2 separate regions of the Homo sapiens genome follow, and region 1 is linked to region 2. Evidence: chromatin loops called from intact Hi-C (ENCODE). Cell type or tissue: ovary. All regions are shown on one strand. Links, peaks and the distances in the headings refer to the core of each region. The heading gives the core; the rest is flanking DNA. Region 1 has its middle 6.3 kb from the start of ATE1. Region 2 overlaps TACC2 (transforming acidic coiled-coil containing protein 2).

What was found. A loop is a pair of places that touch in the nucleus more often than their neighbours do. Peaks named below come from ENCODE experiments on the same cell type or tissue, not always from the same donor. Only the 100,000 strongest peaks of a DNase experiment are listed, where the experiment ranks them.
Region 1: it touches region 2 in a loop (2.1-fold over the local background); 29 of 110 quality-filtered maps call a loop at or near these places.

The regions. Positions count from the first base shown.
Region 1 is chr10:121,930,056-121,938,580 of GRCh38, forward strand. It overlaps the pseudogene ATE1OSP. Among named protein-coding and RNA genes, the nearest start is that of ATE1, 6.3 kb to the left of the region's middle. RefSeq lists a silencer at 379-673. In ovary, for the core only: no CTCF peak of the experiment used is centred there; no DNase peak of the experiment used is centred there; H3K27me3 peaks cover 385 bases.
Region 2 is chr10:122,058,903-122,067,427 of GRCh38, forward strand. All of the region lies in intron 3 of TACC2 (transforming acidic coiled-coil containing protein 2), which reads left to right. Among named protein-coding and RNA genes, the nearest start is that of TACC2, 74 kb to the left of the region's middle. RefSeq lists enhancers at 4,332-4,626, 4,352-4,646. In ovary, for the core only: no CTCF peak of the experiment used is centred there; DNase peaks (open chromatin) are centred at 2,539, 4,010 and 4,429; H3K27ac peaks cover 1,769 bases.

The sequences.
Region 1 (8,525 bases), core at 358-8,357, 130 kb before region 2:
CAGCATACGGAGGACCCGCGCCAGCACTGGTCTCTGAGTTCCCTCAGTATTTATTGATCACTATCTCTACCATCTCGGTGAGGGGGATGTGGCAGGACTATAGAGTAATGGTGGGGAGAGGGTCAGCAGGAAAACGTGAGCAAAGATCTCTGTGTCATAAGTTTAAGGAAAGGTGCTATGCCTCAATGTGCACGTAGGCCAGATTTATGTCTGGCTTTACACAAACATTTTAGTGCAGTAAAGAGCAATATTGCCGCCAGCATGTCTCACCTCCAGCCATAAGGCGGTTTTCTCCTATCTCAGTAAATAGAACGTATGATCGAGTTTTACACTGAGACATTCCATTCCCAAGGAAAAGCAGGAGAGAGATGCCTTCCTCTTACCTCAACTGCAAAGAGGCCTTCCTCTTTCACTAATCCTCCTCAGCACAGACCCTTTATGGGCTGGGGGACGGTCAGGTCTTTCCCTTCCCACGAGGCCATATCTCAGGCTATCACATGGGGAGAAACCTTGGACAATACCTGGCTTTCCTGGGCAGAGGTCCCTGTGGCCTTCCACAGTGCATTGTGTCCCTGGATACTCGAGATTAGAGAATATCAATGACTTTTACCAAGCATACTGTCTTCAAACACATTTTTAACAAAGCACATCCTGCACAGCCCTAAATCCATTAAACCTTGAGTCAACACAGCACATGTCTGTGCAGGCACAGGGTTGGGGCTAGGGTTACAGATTAACAGCATCTCAAGGCAGAAGAATTTCTCTTAGTACAGAACAAAATGGAGTTTCTTATGTCTACTTCTTTCTACGAAGACACAGTAACAGTCTGATCTCTCTTTGTTTTCCCCACGCTTGTTAATACTGCCAAGCATCACTTGTGCCTCCCACAATCGGAAGGCACCTAAGGAGTGGCCATGTAATATCCAGCAGCTTCTCAGGCGTTCCTCCAACTTCTTAAACTTGAAAACTGCATGCTATATCTCAGTATTCATGTTCTTAAGTCAAGCTTCATCCATTTTGTTCTTTATGGCAGATTTGACTATTCCCAGTCCTTTCCCAGACCGGCTCTCATTTTGAACAAAAGCAAAGCCCGTGGAATGCATCAGAAAGAGAGCAGAATATGCTCTGGACAGAAGGTGGACCAGGAGGCTTTTTGGTCTTAATATTCCTGTCCCACTTCACTTCTGTCCCTCTAAAGCCTCATCCTTATCCTAAGTCCTACACTAACCTCAGCCAGGGCACTTCAAGACATGCCAGCCTTGAAAAATAATGAGAATGTCCAAAGTCCTAGGCATATGTGGTGTTTTTTGGTTTTTGATTTGTTTGTTTGTTTGTTTGTTTGAGACAGAGTCTAACACTTGCCCAGGCCGGAGTACAGTGGCATGATCTTGGCTCACTGCAACCTCTGCCTCCTGGGTTCAAGCAGTTCTCATGCCTCAGCCTCCCGAGTAGCTGGGATTACAGGAGTGCACCAGCATACCGGGCTAATTTTTTATTTTTAGTAGAGATGGGGTTTCACCATGTTGGCCAGGCTGGTCTCAAAGTCCTGACCTCAGGTGATCCTCCTGTCTCGCCCTCCCAAAGTGCTGGGATTACAGTTATGAGCCACTGCGCCTGGCTTGTCTTTTCTTTTTGAGGCAGTTTCACTCTGTTACCCGGGCTAGAGTGCGGTGCCACAATCAAAGCTTACTGCAGTCTCAACCTCCTGGGCTCAAGTGGCTGAGATTACAAGTGCACACCACCACGCCTGGCTAATTTTTGTATTTTTAGTAGAGACGGGGTTTCACCATGTTGCCCAAGCAGGTCTCAAACTCCTGAGCTTGGGAGCTCAGCCCACTTTGGCCTCCCAAAGCGCTGGGATTACAGGCGTGAGCCACTGTGCACGGCCAGCATATGTGTTAACTCCCTTAATTCTTATAGCAACTTCACAAGTTAGGAAATGTAGATCAGAGAGGCTAAATAACTTACCCAAGGTTAAACAACTAATAACAGACATTTGGAGGGAGAAAAGGTAATAAAGATAAAAGAAATCGAAATGGAAAAGAGATAAACAAATACTAGGTTTGGAGCTGTGTGAGTTCCTAAATGTCTATTTTGCTCAAGGTCAGAGGCAACTTTTTTGTCTTCCATGAAAAAAAAAAAATACATAGCTTCATTTAGTTTCCTCCTTTTTGGGGGAAAATGGAGGACACTATTAGAATGTCGTTCTGCTTATGAGATGCTAGCAATAGACAGTTGTCTTTGCTTTTCATTTTCTTACTTGACAATAACATGGTGACAAAAAAATTTTTCGGTCCCATTAACTTCTTTTTTTTTTTTTTTTTTGAGATGGAGTTTCACTCTCATCACCCAGGGTGGAGTGCAATGGCACAATCTCAGCTCACTGCAACCTCCGTCTCCCAGACTGAAGCAATTCTCTTGTCTCAGCCTCCTGAGTAGATTGGATTACAGGTGTGCGCGCTACCACGCCCAGCTAATTTTTGTATTTTTAGTAGAGACAGGGTTTCACCATGTTGGCCAGGCTGATCTTGAACTCCTGACCTCATGATCCCCCCCACCTCGGCCTCCCAATCCTGCTGGGATTACAGGCATGAGCCACTGTGCCCGGCCCCCATTAACATTTTTAATGTTATCAGATGTAATATTGAGTCTACAAAGCCACAAGTGTGAGGCTCGGCCCTAGGCCCTGGTGATGTGAAGGATCTTTGCATGGTGACAACAGGCTTAGATCATGTTTCTTAAAGGTAATAAAGTAAAACACATTCTCCTTTCCCTCTAAAGGTGTTGTAAGTAGATGGGACCTAAGTTAAGGCAGAGCAAAAAGGGTAAAATAAAGATAATCTGAGGACAGAGAGGAGGGACACTCCAGGAAGCAGGTTTGGGTTGTATGAGCAGAGGCAGGGAGGTGAACAGGAGCAGCAGGGTGCCTCAGGTGCCAGCAGAGTCCAGGAGGTGCTTTCCTCTGCAGGCCACTCACTGTCAGGAGCCCTAGATTGATCTCCTTTCCTCAACTATCTGGATCTGGCCACCAGTGTGGTAGATACTAGCCACATGTGGCTGTTGAGCACCTAAAATGTAGCTAGTGTGACTGGGGAACTAAATTTTTTTGTTTTATTTAAATTAATTTTTTTTTTTGAGACGGAGTTTTGCTCTTGTTGCCCAGGCCGTAGTGCAATAGCGCAATCTCGGCTCACCGCAACCTCCGCCTCCCGGGTTCAAGTGATTCTCCTGCCTCAGCTTCCCAAGTAGCTGGGATTACAGGCATGTGCCACCACACCCAGCTAATTTTGTATATTTAGTAGAGATGGGCTTTCTCCATGTTGGTCGGGCTGGTCTCGAACTCCCGACCTCAGGTGATCTGTCTGCCTCGGCCTCCCAAAGTGCTGGAATTACAGGCATGAGCTACCGCGCCTGACCCTAATTAATTTGAATTTTAAAACTACAACAGTACAGAACACACCAAGCAGGCACAAATGCCAAAAAGTCTACACAGGTGTATCATATATAAGGCACCAGAAATCAAAGACAGAAAATCTTGAAAGAAGCCAGAGGAAAAAAGAGACCTTACATATAGAGGAGCAACAATAAGAATTACATCACACCTCTCTTCAGAAACCATGGAAGCCAGGAGAGAGGAGAGTGAAGTATTTAAAAAATATTGAAAGAACAAAAAACAGCCTAGAATTCTATATCCAGAGAAATTATCCTTCAAAAGTGAAAGGGAATTAAAGACTATCTCAGATAAAAATGGAGGGAGTTTGTTGCCAGTAGACCTGCTTTCCAAGAAATGTTGAAGAAATTCTTCAGAGAGAAAGCAAATAGGCCGGGCATGGTGGCTCACGCCTGTAATCCTAGCACTTTGGGAGGCCGAGGCAGGTGGATTACCTGAGCTTAGGACTTTGAGACCAGCCTGGCCAACATGATGAAACCCCGTCTCTACTAAAAATACAAAAAATTAGCGGGGCATGGTGGTAGCACACACGTGTAATCCCAGCTACTCGGGAGGCTGAGGCATGAGAATCACTTGAACCTGGGAGGCAGAGGTTGCAGTGAACGGAGATCGCACCACTGCACTCCAGCCTGGGCGACAGAGCGAGACTACATCTCAAAAAAAAAAAAGAAGGCAAATAATGTGGCTCAGAAATTCAGATCTGCATAAAGAAAGGAAGAGCATTAGAGAAGGAATAAATGGAGGTAAAAATGTTTTTAACCTTAATTGATCTAACAGCAGTTGGCCACAGATAATAACAACAACTTGTATTTGGGCCAGGCATGGTGGCTCACGCCTGTAATCCCAGCACTTTGGGAGGCCAACGTGGGCGGATCACAAGGTCAAGAGATTGAGACCATCCTGGCCCACATGGCGAAACCCCACCTCTGCTAAAAATACAAAAAAATTAGCTGGGCATGGTGGCACGTGCCTGTAGTCCCAGCTACTCAGGAGGCTGAGGCAGGAGAATCGCTTGAACCTGGGAAGCAGAGGTTCCAATTAGCTGAGATCTCACCATTGCGCTCCAGCCTGGTGACAGAGCGAGACTCCATCTTAAAAAACAGAAAAAACGTGTATTTGGTAATTATAGCTTATGGGTAAGTAGTATGATCATTGAACCTTATGGAAATAAATGACGGCAGTGTTATAAGGGATGGGAGGTAATAAATGGAAATGCTGTTATAAGGTACTTGTGTGCTATTCATAAAGTGGTATAGTATTATTTGAAAGAGAATTTGGATTAGTTATAAACGTATACTGCAGGCTGGGTGCGGTAGCTAACACCTGTAATCCCAGCACTTTGGGAGGCCGAGGCGGGCAGATCACCTGAGGCCAAGAGTTCGAGACCAGCCTGGCCAGCGTGGAAAAACTGCATCTCTACTAAAAATGCAAAAATTAGCTGGGCATGGTGGCAGTCACCTGTAACCCAGCTACTTGGGAGGCTGAGGTAGGAGAATTGCTTGAACCTAGGAGATGGAGGTTGCAGTGAGCCAAGATCACGCCACTGCCCTCCAGCCTGGGTGACAGATCAAGACCCCATCTCAAAAAAAAAAAAAGTGTATACTGCAAACTCAAGGGCAACCATTTAAACTATGGAAATAAAAAGTTAAAATAAATGAAAATAATTTTAAAAATAAATTAAAAAGCAAAAACATTTGATAGACTAAATTAGGAGAAAAAATCAAATCATATTAAATGCTTAACTTAAAACCCGAAGAGGCAGGCCAGCCATAGTGGCTCACATCTGTAATCCTAGCACTTTAGGAAGCCGAGGCGGGCGGATCACCTGAGGTCAGGAGTTCAAGACCAGCCTGGCCAACATGGTGAAACCCCATCTCTACTAAAAATGCAAAAATCAGCCGGGCATGATAGCGTACGTCTGTAATCCCAGCTATTTGGGAGACTGAGGCACGAGAAATCATTTGAACCCAGGAGGCAGAGGTTGCAGTGAGCCAAGATCATGCCACTGCACTCCAGCCTGGGCAACGGAGCAAGACTCTTGTCTCAAAAAAAAAAAAAAAAGAAAAGAAAAGAAAAAAAAGAAGGCTGAAAAAGAGTGGAACAGAAAAAAAGAAAAGAAAAAAACCAAGAACAAGAGCAGAAAAAAAAAATAGTAACATGGGCCAGGCACGGTGGCTCAAGCCTGTAATATCAACACTTCGGGAGACTAAGGCATGCCAGGTCTGTCCCTCAGACCCTGGCTGACCAACGGATGAAATGAGTACTCAGACACAGGCATGAAGTGTCAGAGCAGCTAGTGCACTGCCCGGCTCAAGTGGCCAGAGTGCAGCCCCGAGAAGCTGGAGCTGCTTGCTTTTATTCAGTGCAAGTACAGTGCCAAAAGCCTGGAGCAAACACAATCTGTGGATAATTAACATTTATTGTTCCCCTTTCAGGGAACCTTGTGCAGATGTTCAAAGGTCAGTTTCTGGACAACTTCAAACACACGAGCCTGATCAAGATAACTTCCCCTTCACTCCCTTGCACATACTCCTCGCCCTCTGCCTCAGGGTTAGAGAACAGCTGCCTTCAGCTTTCTCCCCCGAAGCTATGCAGAGCCTTCTGACCTTAAAGAAGGCCTGCTCCTTTCCCTATAGTTTCTCCCACCACTCTGACTGATCTGCAAAGGCGGGTGGATCACTTGAGGCCAGGAGTTCAAGACTAGCCTGGCTAACGTGAAACCTCGTCTCTACTAAAAATACAAAAATTAGCCGGGCATGGTGGCACACACCTGTAATCCCAGCTACTCGGGAGGCTGAGGCAGGAGCATCGCTTGAACTTAGGAGGCAGAGGTTGCAGTAAGCTGAGATTGTGCCACTGCAGTCCAGCCTGGGCAACAGAATGAGACTATGTCTCAAAAAAAAAAAAAGTAACATGGCAAATATTAATCCAGCTATATCAATAATCACTTTAAATGTCAGTGATCTCAGACACCAGTTAAAAAACAGACTGTCAGCATGAATAAGCAAAACAAGACCCAACTATATGTTGTCTACAAGAAAACCACCTTAAATTTAAAGACACATTTAGATTAAAAGCAGAAGGATGGACCAATCATGGTGGCTTATGCCTATAATCTCAGCACTTTGGGAGGCCAAGGAGGGGATTGCTTGAGGCCAGGGGTTCAAGACCCTGGCGATATAGCAAGACCCTGTCTCTACAAAAAAAAAAAAAATGTTTTTAGCTGGGCCTGGTGGTGTGTGCCTGTAGTCTCAGCTACTTGGGAGGCTGAGGTGGGAGGACCACTTGAGCACAGGAGGTTTAGCTTGCTGTGAGCCATGATCACGCCTCTGACCTCCAGCATGGGCAACAGAGACCCTGTTTCAAAATTAAATAAGTAAATAAATGAGGAAGGTTATACCATGCTAACACTAATTAAAAGAAACCTAGAGTAGCTATATTAATTTCAGAAAAAAACAGACTTCACAGTAAAGAAAATTAGGAATAAAGAAGGGCATTACATAATGATAAAGAGATCCATTCTCTAAGAAGGCATAACAATCCTTTATGTGGGTACACCATCCAATAGAGTGGTAAACTACATCAGGCAAAAACTGATAAAACTACAAGGAGAAATAGATGAATCCACTATTATACTAAGAGACTTCAACACCCCTCTGTCAGTAATTGATGCATCTACCAGGAAGAAAATCAGTAAAAATATAGTTGAATCAAATAACATCATCAGTCAACTAGATCTAATTGACATCTATAGAATTCTTCACCTAAGAGTTTCTTCTCAAGCTCACAACATTCACCAAAGTAGACCACATTCTGGACCATAAAAAAATCAGCTTAACACATTTTAAAGACTAGAAAACCTGCAGTGTCTGCTTTCAGACCACAATGGCATTGAACTAGAAATTAATAACAGATATTAGCCACACACAGTGATGTGTGCCTATAATTCCATCTACTCAGAAGAGTGAGGCAGAGAATCACTTGTGCCCAGCCTGGGCAACTTAGCAAGACCCTGTCTCAAAAAAAAAAAATGACAGCTGGAAAATTCCAACATACTTGGAGATTAAACAACACACTTATAAATAACGCTTTGGTGAAAGAATAAGTCTCAAGAGAAATTTAGAAATACATTGAACTAGGCTGGGCGTGGTGGCTCACGCCTGTAATCCCCATATTTTGGGAGGCTGAGGCAGGCAGATGACCTAAGGTCAGGAGTTCGAGACCAGCCTGGCCAACGTGATGAAACCCTGTCTACTAAAGATACAAAAATTAGCCAGGCATGATGGCAGGCGCCTGTAATCCCAGCTACTTGGGAGGCTGAGGCGGGAGAATCGCTTGAACCCGGAAGGCGGAGGTTGCAGTGAACGGAGATCATGCCATTGCACTCCAGCCTGGGAGACAAGAGCGAGACTTCATCACACACACACAAAAAAAAAAAGAAAAAGAAAAAAAGAAATATATTGAACTAAATGAAAATGAAACCACAACTTAAAATTTGTGAGATTTAGCAAAACCAGTGCTTAGAGGGAAATGTATAGCAGTAAATGCATTCTTTAAAAAGGAGATCTAAAATCAATATTCTACCTTCGAAGGCTAAAAAAAGGCCAAATCCCAAATAAGCAGAAAAAAATAATGATAATTGGAGTAGAAATCAAAGAAATTAAATAGGGGAAATGGGTACAGAAAATCAGTGAACCCAAAAGTTGGTTCTGTGAAATAAAATTGATAAACCTCTAGTAAGGTTAAGGAAAAAAAAGAAGACTAATTACTGGTATCAGAAGTGAAAGAGGGACCATCACTACTGATCCATGGACCTTTATTGTCCATTATCCATGAGTAATAAAGGGGGATATAATTAAAACTCTGTGCCCACAAATATGACCACCTAGAGAAAATTGATGGATTCCTTAAAAGGTAGAATCTGCCAAAACTCACCAAAGAAGAAAAAGATCTGAATAGGTCTGTATCTATTAAAGACGTTTAATGAATGACTAATGACTGAAAACAGAAGCGCCAAGCACAGATGGGTTCGCTAGTAGATTCTACTTAACATTTGTGGAAGAAATTATACCAG
Region 2 (8,525 bases), core at 408-8,407:
TTTTTTTGAGACACGGTTTCGTTTTTGGTGTCCATGATGGAGTGCAGTGGCGCAATCTCGGCTCACTGCAACCTCCACCTCCCGGGTTCAAGCCATTCTCCTGCCTCAGCCTCCTGAGTAGCTGGGATTACAGGCGCCTGCCACTACGCCTGGCTAATTTGTTGTTGTTGTTGTTGTTGTTGTTGTTGTATTTTTAGTAGAGACGGGGTTTCACCATGTTGGTCAGGCTGGTCTCGAACTCCTGACCTTGTGATCCGCCCGCCTCAGCCTCCCAAAGTGCTGGGATTATAGGCGTGAGCCACCACACCCGGGCTCCATCTGTGTTTTTAATAAGCACCCCAGGTGATTCTTCTGAGGAGGGAAATTTAAGGAATGGTGAGCTATTGCCAGGACCAGTTTATCAGAATTGACTGGGATATCAGTTAAAGTACCCGTTTCCTGAACACCCCCCTCCCCCCTTGAAGAGTCTGAGCCAGTAGATTTGGGATGAGACCCCTAAATCTGTGTTTGTAATAAGAATCCCATGAGATTCTCATGAGAAAGCAAGTTTGGGAGACACTGACCAGGGTTTACCCCCAGGCCAATAAGGATAGCTAACTTTTGTTTGCGCTTTGGATAATTCGCATACAGACTCATGCCCCCTCTCCTGTTCTCTCCTCTTTTTTTTTTCCAACATATATTTACTGGGCAGCCATTCTGTGCCTGCTCCTGCACTAGGTGGTGAGGATGCAGCTGGCAGCACGCACCATGGGAGCTCTGCTCCGGTGGGTAAATACACTGTAGTTAAGGAGTTAGACATTGAGCAAGGAAACAAATAGAACAGAGACACTTTTGGGTGGTGTGGAGGCTCTGAAAGGTACCCAGCAGGGTGTCAAGCTAGAGAGTAACAGGGAAAGTGGCTACTTTAGATTAGACCTGCCATTCTCAAAGTGGGGTTCTGGCCCAGTGGTCTCAGCATCACCTGGGAATTTGTTAAAAATGCAAAGCTTTGACCCCACTCCCACTCACTGAACTAGAAACTCAGGGTGGGGCCTAGTGATGTGTGTTTTAACAAGCCCAGGGATCTGGCACTCCTAAGGTTTGAGAACCACTGGATTAGATGGCCAGAGAAGGAGGTGATACAGGAACTGCGTCTGGAATGACAAAAAGGCAGACATGGAAGACCTAGGGGACCAGGCATTCCAGGTGGAGGGACAGGCCTTGCAAAGGGCTTAAGGAGGAAGAATTCCCTGCTTTAGAGGAATGGGTGACCATTGAGGCAGTGAGAGATGGCGAGGTGGGCAGGGGCCTGATCAGCCAAGCCTGGACCCTGAAGGCCATGGTGAGGAACTTGGATTTCCTTCTGGTGCTGGGGATGCAAGCAAGACTGGGGCCAGGCGGTCAAAGAAGGGGCCCAGGTAGAGCCCCAGGCAGAGCCCCAGGCAAATCCCCAAGCAAGATGTGGTACCTGGAACTAGGGCAGGGTTTCTCAAGCTCGTTTTTATTGCCACTCACTCCTGGCTGCCTGCAAGGAAGTTAGAGACATTTATTCCTCATTGCCTTTCCCTCTCCAAGAAAGTTCAATACCACAGGAATGCTGTATATGTTTCTGTGCTATGGCCTTTGAGGCCACAGACTATTGTACTATCTAAGGCTCTTTTCACCTCTCAAGAACCAATTTTCACCCCACCTAGGGATGGTCTTGGCCCATTGAGAGTGCATGGACTGAGATACCAGTGAAGGTGGAGAAAATGTGAGCAGCTTTCCATATTTTGGATATAGTGGAGCTAGAGATGCCAGGACTTGCTGATAGACTGGCTTTAGAAGGAAAAAGAAAAAGAGGCCAGGTGCGGTGGCTCATGTCTGTAATCCCAGCACTTTGGGAGGCCAAGGTGGGCGGATCACCTGAGGTCAGGAGTTTGAGACCAGCCTGGCCAACATGGCGAAACTCTGTCTCTACTAAAAACACAGAAATTAGCCGGGCGTGGTGGCGCATGCCTGTAATCCCAGCTACTCGGGAGGCTGAGGCAGGAGAATCACTTGAACCCTGCAGGTGGAGGTTGCAGTGAGCGAAGATCATGTCACTGCACTCCAGCCTGGGCAACAGAGACTCCATCTCAAAAAAAAAAAAAAAAAAAGGGGGGGGGGCCAGGCACGGTGGCTCACACCTGTAATCCCAGCACTCTGGGAGGCCGAGGCGGGCAGATCACGAGGTCAGGAAATCGAGACCATCCTGGCTAACACGGTGAAACCCCATCTCTACTAAAAATGCAAAAAAAATTAGCCGGGCGTGGTGGCAGGTGCCTGTAGTCCCAGCTGCTTGGGAGGCTGAGGCAGCAGAATGGCGTGAACCCGGGAGGCGGAGCTTGCAGTGAGCCGAGATGGCGCCACTGCACTCCGTCTCAAAAAAAAAAAAAAAAAAAAAGGAGGGAGAAAAGAATCGAGGAAGATTCCTGAAGCTTTGGCTTGAGTGACTGGGCAGGTGGGACCATATGCTGAGATGTGAAAAGCACTAAGGTCAGGTGTGTCTGCCGAGTTCCACGGCCACAGACCTGGGCTCCAGGAGGAAATCCTACGGGTGCCAGGTGAAGCTGTCAGGACAAAGTGCCGACTATCACAGACCCGGGCTTGTGCTGGGGGAATCCCAGGAAGGCCTGGCATCTTTGAGAGAAAAGCAGAGTTCTCCTTTCTGCTTCAGGGACAGCTCATTTCCTGCTCCATGCCCAGCTCCTTAGCACCCCAGCCTTTTTAGGGGGTCGGTGTCTTAGTCCATTTAATCAACACGGGCCCACTACACACTACAGGTCAAGCTCTGGGCTGGACCAGAGGCACGAAGATGAGCAAGATGTCCAGTCCAGTCTAGAGAAACGCATGCAAATGAATAATTCTAGAACAAGCTAAATGCCCTAGGTGGGGTCTCTGGGAGCACAGGGGCGGGGAGAGAGGGGCTGGCTCTGCTGGGGAGAACCAGGAGAGGTCTCCAGGGGAGGTTTCTTGGGGCTAGGTCTTCAAAACTGAGTAGAAGTAGAGGGTTATGGGGAAAAGACAGTCCCAGGCAGAGAACAGCTGTCCCTATCGTAGATCCACAGGAAACAGAATTTTAGAAGGACTAGACACATAAACTTTAGGACATGTCAGAGCGGCTTTTTTTTTTTTTTTTTTTTTTTTTGAGACGGAGTCTCGCTCTGTCACCCAGGCTGGAGTGCAGTGGCACCATCTCCGCTCACTGCAAGCTCCGCCTCCCTGGGTTCACTCCATTCTCTGCCTCAGCCTCCTGAGTAGCTGGGACTACAGGTGCCCGCCACCACGCCTGGCTAATTTTTTGTATTTTTTAGTAGAGACGGGGTTTTACTGTGTTAGCCAGGATGGTCTCAATCTCCTGACCTTGTGATCTGCCCGCCTCGGCCTCCCAAAGTGCTGGGATTACAGGCGTGAGCCACCACGCCTGGAGTTTCACTCTTGTTGCCCAGTCTGGAGTACAATGACGCCATCTTGGCTAACCACAACCTCCACCTCCCGGGTTCAAGTGATTCTGCCTCGGCCTCCGGAGTAGCTGGGATTACAGGCATGCGCCACCACGTCCGGCTAATTTTGAATTTTTTTTTTTTTTTTAGTAGAGACAGGGTTTCTCCATATTGGTCAGGCTGGTCTCGAACTCCCGACCTTAGGTGATCCACCTGCCTCGGCCTCCCAAAGTGCTGGGATTACAAGCATGAGCTACTGTGCCAGGCCCAGAGCTTCTTTACATCTGGGAGATAGGAGGTGTAGCATAATATTAAGCTCAACCTCTTGGCTTTTTCAGAAGACAAACTCCTAGTTAGAACAAAAACATCTTTGGTGTGGATAGCAGCAACTATGGGGAAGGGTTTAGAAAGATGGTTTGAAAAAATGAACTAAATGGGCTTTAAATGGAAGGCCAGGATGTTTCTTACTCCTCCGTTTCACTGTCATTTGTGGAATCGGTCTGCTGCAGGCTGGGCATTGGGCCTAGGGCTACACACATCACCTCACCCGGCAGCTCTGTGTGGATGGCTGTAGATGACCCAAGGGGGCCTTATGAGGAAATCAGGGCTCAGAGAGGTTAAGGAACTTGTTCTAGGTCACACAGACAGAATGTGGCAGGGCGGGGACTAGAACCGAGGCTGGTTTGATCCACCTGAAACCCAGACTCGTAACTGACTCTCACAGGTGTCTGAAGTGTTTGTGTTCTGGTCTCCATATTAGAAAGTGAACCTTGGTCAATCCTTAACATTTAGTTTTCCTATAAACAGGGTCAGTTCTTAGCAGAAAAAAGAAAAATCAGAAAGATCTAAGCTGTGTTTTGCACATCGGCCCGGGCCAGCTCTTACAGACAGAGCCCTGTATTTCCCAGGCGGCCTGCTCTGTTCCTTCCAAACTTGGGAGGACTCTAAGATCAATTCCCAGGCTCCTGCCCAGCCAGGGTGTGTCGGGCAGAGCGCAGAGCAGCCTCCGCCCCTCCTTGTCCTGCTTCTGACTCATTATTTATCTTTGGCAGGAAGTAAACACAGAAAGGAGAGTGGGAGGGAGAGGAGGAGTGAGCTCCTGACTTTTGACGCTGGCTGAAAAGGAAGATCATGTGCTGAATTAGGTGTGTGTCTGTTTTCTGCTCCTCTGGTTTCAACAGAGCATTTGAGGCTTTAAACAACAGGGGAAGAGGAGTATTTTTCCATTAGGAGATAATACCCATTTATTGTAGCAACTTGGAACATAGCGAAGAGTGCAGAGTGGAGAGGAAAAAATCACCAATGCTCCTACCATATGCAGACAATGGCTTTCAAAATATTAGTGTTTTCCTCACACTCTTCTTTTTTCTAGTTCTTTTCTTTATTGATTGTGAGATAGCTATATTTTGTTAGGTGGTATATTAAGTGTGCATATATATTATAAAAACATATTCAAATTATATATTATACATATATATTATATAATACACACACACACACACACACACACACCCTTAAAGAAATGTGTGTGTGTGGTCAGGCGTGGTGGCTCACTCTTGTAACCCCAGCACTTTGGGAGGCCGAGGCAGGTGGATCACTTGAGGTCAGGAGTTTGAGACCAGCCTGGCCAACATGGTGAAACCCCGTCTCTACTAAAAATACAAAAATTAGCCGGGCGCGGTGGTGTATGCCTGTGGTCCCAGCTACTTGGGAGGCTGAGGCAGAAGAATCGCTTGAACCCAGGAGGCAGAGGTTGGAGTGAGCCAAGATCATGCCACTGCACTCCAGCTTGGGTGACAGAGCGAGACTCTGTCTCAAACAACAACAAAAAGTGTGTGTGTGTGTATATAATTTTTATATATGTATATGCACTTTAAAAATAATTAATAGGCTATTTTCAGAACAGTTTTAGGTTACCGAAAAATCGTGTAGCTATTACAAAAGAGTTCCCATGCACACTTCCCTCCTCCATACAGTTTCCCCTATTATTAACACCTCACATTAATGTGGTATATTTGTTTCAACTAATGGGCCAATATTGATACATTATTATTAACTAAAGTCTATACAGTAAGTTCTCCCTCAGTGTCATTAATATGTTCTTAGAAACTGCAATTTTAAGTGAAATGATGTATAATGAGACCAGTCTTTTTGTCATCATTTTACTGAAACTACATTGAACAAAACCACATTATTGGAGAGCCTACTCTATAACTATTTGCTCAAAGTTGCAGTTTCCAAGAACCACTGGACAACATTGAGGACTTACTATCGTTTACATTAAAGTTCAGTTTGTGTTGTACATTCTGATGAATTTGACAAATGCATAAGGTCATGTATCCGTCATTATGATATTAGTTTCACTGCCTTAAAAACCCCTTAGGCTCCACCCATTCCCCTCCCTCCATCCTCCCACATTCTTGGGAATCACTCTCTTTTTAGTGTCTCTATAGTTTTGTTCTAATTCCTTTTTTATTGGTATCAGATACATACTGTGAGTTGTCTGAATTTGAGAGCTTGATGAATGCTTATAGTCCTGTATAGATCTAGGTCATTTTCATCATACCAGATTGTTCTCTCTTGTTCCTTCCCAGTCAATACCCCTGCCCAAGAGTAACAACTATTCTGACTTCTATCACCATTGATTGGTTTTGACAGATCTTGAACTCTATATAAATGGAAGCAAATAGTATGTATGCTTTGCTCTCTGGCTTATTTTATACACGGATACTTGTTGATTTAAAAAAATTTTTTTATTGTGGTAAAGGGCAGAACATAAAATTTACCATCTTAACCGTTTCTAAGTGTACAGTTCAGTAGTATTAGGTATAATCACATTGTTGTTTGACCAGTGTCTCTGTAGTTTCTTAGCTGAGAAGCTGGCATCATTGATTTGAGACCTTATTAAAATATAGGCATTTTAGTGCTATAAATGTCACTCTGAGACCTGTTTTAACTGCGTCCCACAAATTTTGATATTTCTGTTTTCATTTTCATTCTGTTCAAATACTTTACAATTTCCTTCTTTCTTTCTTCTTTTACTCATGGACTATTCAGAAATGTGTTATTGTTTCCAAATAGTTGGGGATTTTCCAGATATCTTTCTGTTATTGATTTCTAATTTAATTTCATTGTAGCCAGATAAGATACTTTGTATAATTTGAATCATCTCAAATTTATGCACAGAATATGGTCTCCCTTGTACGTGTTCCATCTGTACTTGAAAAAAATGTTATTTTGCTATTATTGGATGGTGTTAAAAAAGTGTTAATTAAGTCAAGTTGGTCATAGTGTTGTTCACGTCATCTGTATCCACACTGATTTTCTATCCACTTGTTCAATTATTGAGAGAGGGGTTTGGAAATACCAGACTATAATTGTGGATTTGTCCATTACTCCTTTCAGTTCTAGCAGTTTTTGCTTCTTGTGTTTTGAAGCTCTGTTATTTGATAAAAATTTTTAGAATTTTTAATGTTTATTTTAGAATGTATAAAATTTTAGAATTTATATGGATAAATTGAATCCTCTATCATTATAACATTATGTTCTTTATGCCTGTAATATTTTTTGCTGCAAAATCTACTGTCTTAAATAATATAGACACAACAGCCTGATTAGTGTTTGCATAGTACATCTTCCCCTTCTTCCATTGTTTTACATTTAGCCTATTTGTGCTTTAAAAAAATTTAAGTACCTATATTGTAGGCAGCATAGAGTTGGATCTTGTTTTATTAATGCACTCTGAAAATCTATACTTTTTTTTTTTTTTGAGACAGGGTCTCACTCTATCACCCAGGCTGCTCTATCACACCAGTGCAATGGTGTGATCTTGGCTCACTGCAGCCTCCACCTCCCAGGTTCAAGTGATTCTCCTGCCTCAGCCCCCCAAGTAGCTGGGACTACAGGGGCCTGCCACCATGCCCAGCTATTTTTTTTTTTTTTTTTGAGACAGAGTCTCTGTCGCACAGGCTGGAGTACAGTGGCACAGTCTCAGCTTACTGCAACCTCCACCTCCCAGGTGCAAGTGATTCTCCTGCCTCAGCCTCCTGAGTAGCTGGGATTACAGGTGTGCACCACCACACCCAGCTAATTTTTGTATTTTTAGTAGAAAACGGGTTTTACCATGTTGGTCAGGGTGGTCTCGAACCCCTAACCTTGTGATCCGCCTGCCTTGGCCTCCCGAAGTGCTGGGATTAGAGGCGTGAGCCACCGCGCCCAGCTTAATTTTTGTATTTTCAGTAGAGATGGGGTTTCACCATGTTGGCTAGACTGGTCTCAAACTCCTGACCTCAAGTGAACTGCCTGCCTCGGCCTCCCAAAGTGTTGGGATTATAGGCAAAAGCCACCGTGCCTGGCCTAAAAATCTGTAGCTTTTAACTGGAGTGTTTATAACATTCACATTTATTGTGATTATTAATATGGTTGGTTTAAATCTATAGTCTTATTCCATTTTTCCTCCTTTTTTGCCTTCTTTTGGATTATTTTATTAGCTACAACTATTTGTGTTATTTTAGTGGTTGCTTTAAGAAGTACAATATACATCTTTAATATCTCACAATCTACTTTCACAATGATTATATCATTTTACATTTATTAGAAGAGGCTTACAACAATATGCTTCCATTTCTTCTGTTTCAGACTTTGTTCTATTTGGTCTTTATATATAAGCTACACATCCCATAATACATATTATTTGTGCTTTAATCAGCCAATTATCTTTTAAAAGAGATTTAAGTAACAAGGAAAAAGAGACTGTATTTACTTGCATAGTTACCATTTTCTGGGTGTTCTTTATTCTGTTGTGTAGATCCTGATTACCATTTTGTATTCTTTTCTTTTTGCTTGAAGGTCTTCCTTTAACATTTCCTGAAATGTAGGTCTGCTAGGGGTTATTCTTTTAGCTTTTGTATGTCTGGAAAAATCTTTATTTCACCTGGTTTAGAAAAATATTTTGTCTGGGCAAAGATTTCTAGGTAGGCAGTTTTTTTCTTTCAACACTTTAAAGATATTATTTCTGTATTCTGGCTTTCATTATTTCCAACAAAATTCTTACCTTTGTTCTTTTTTTCTCTGGCTACTTTT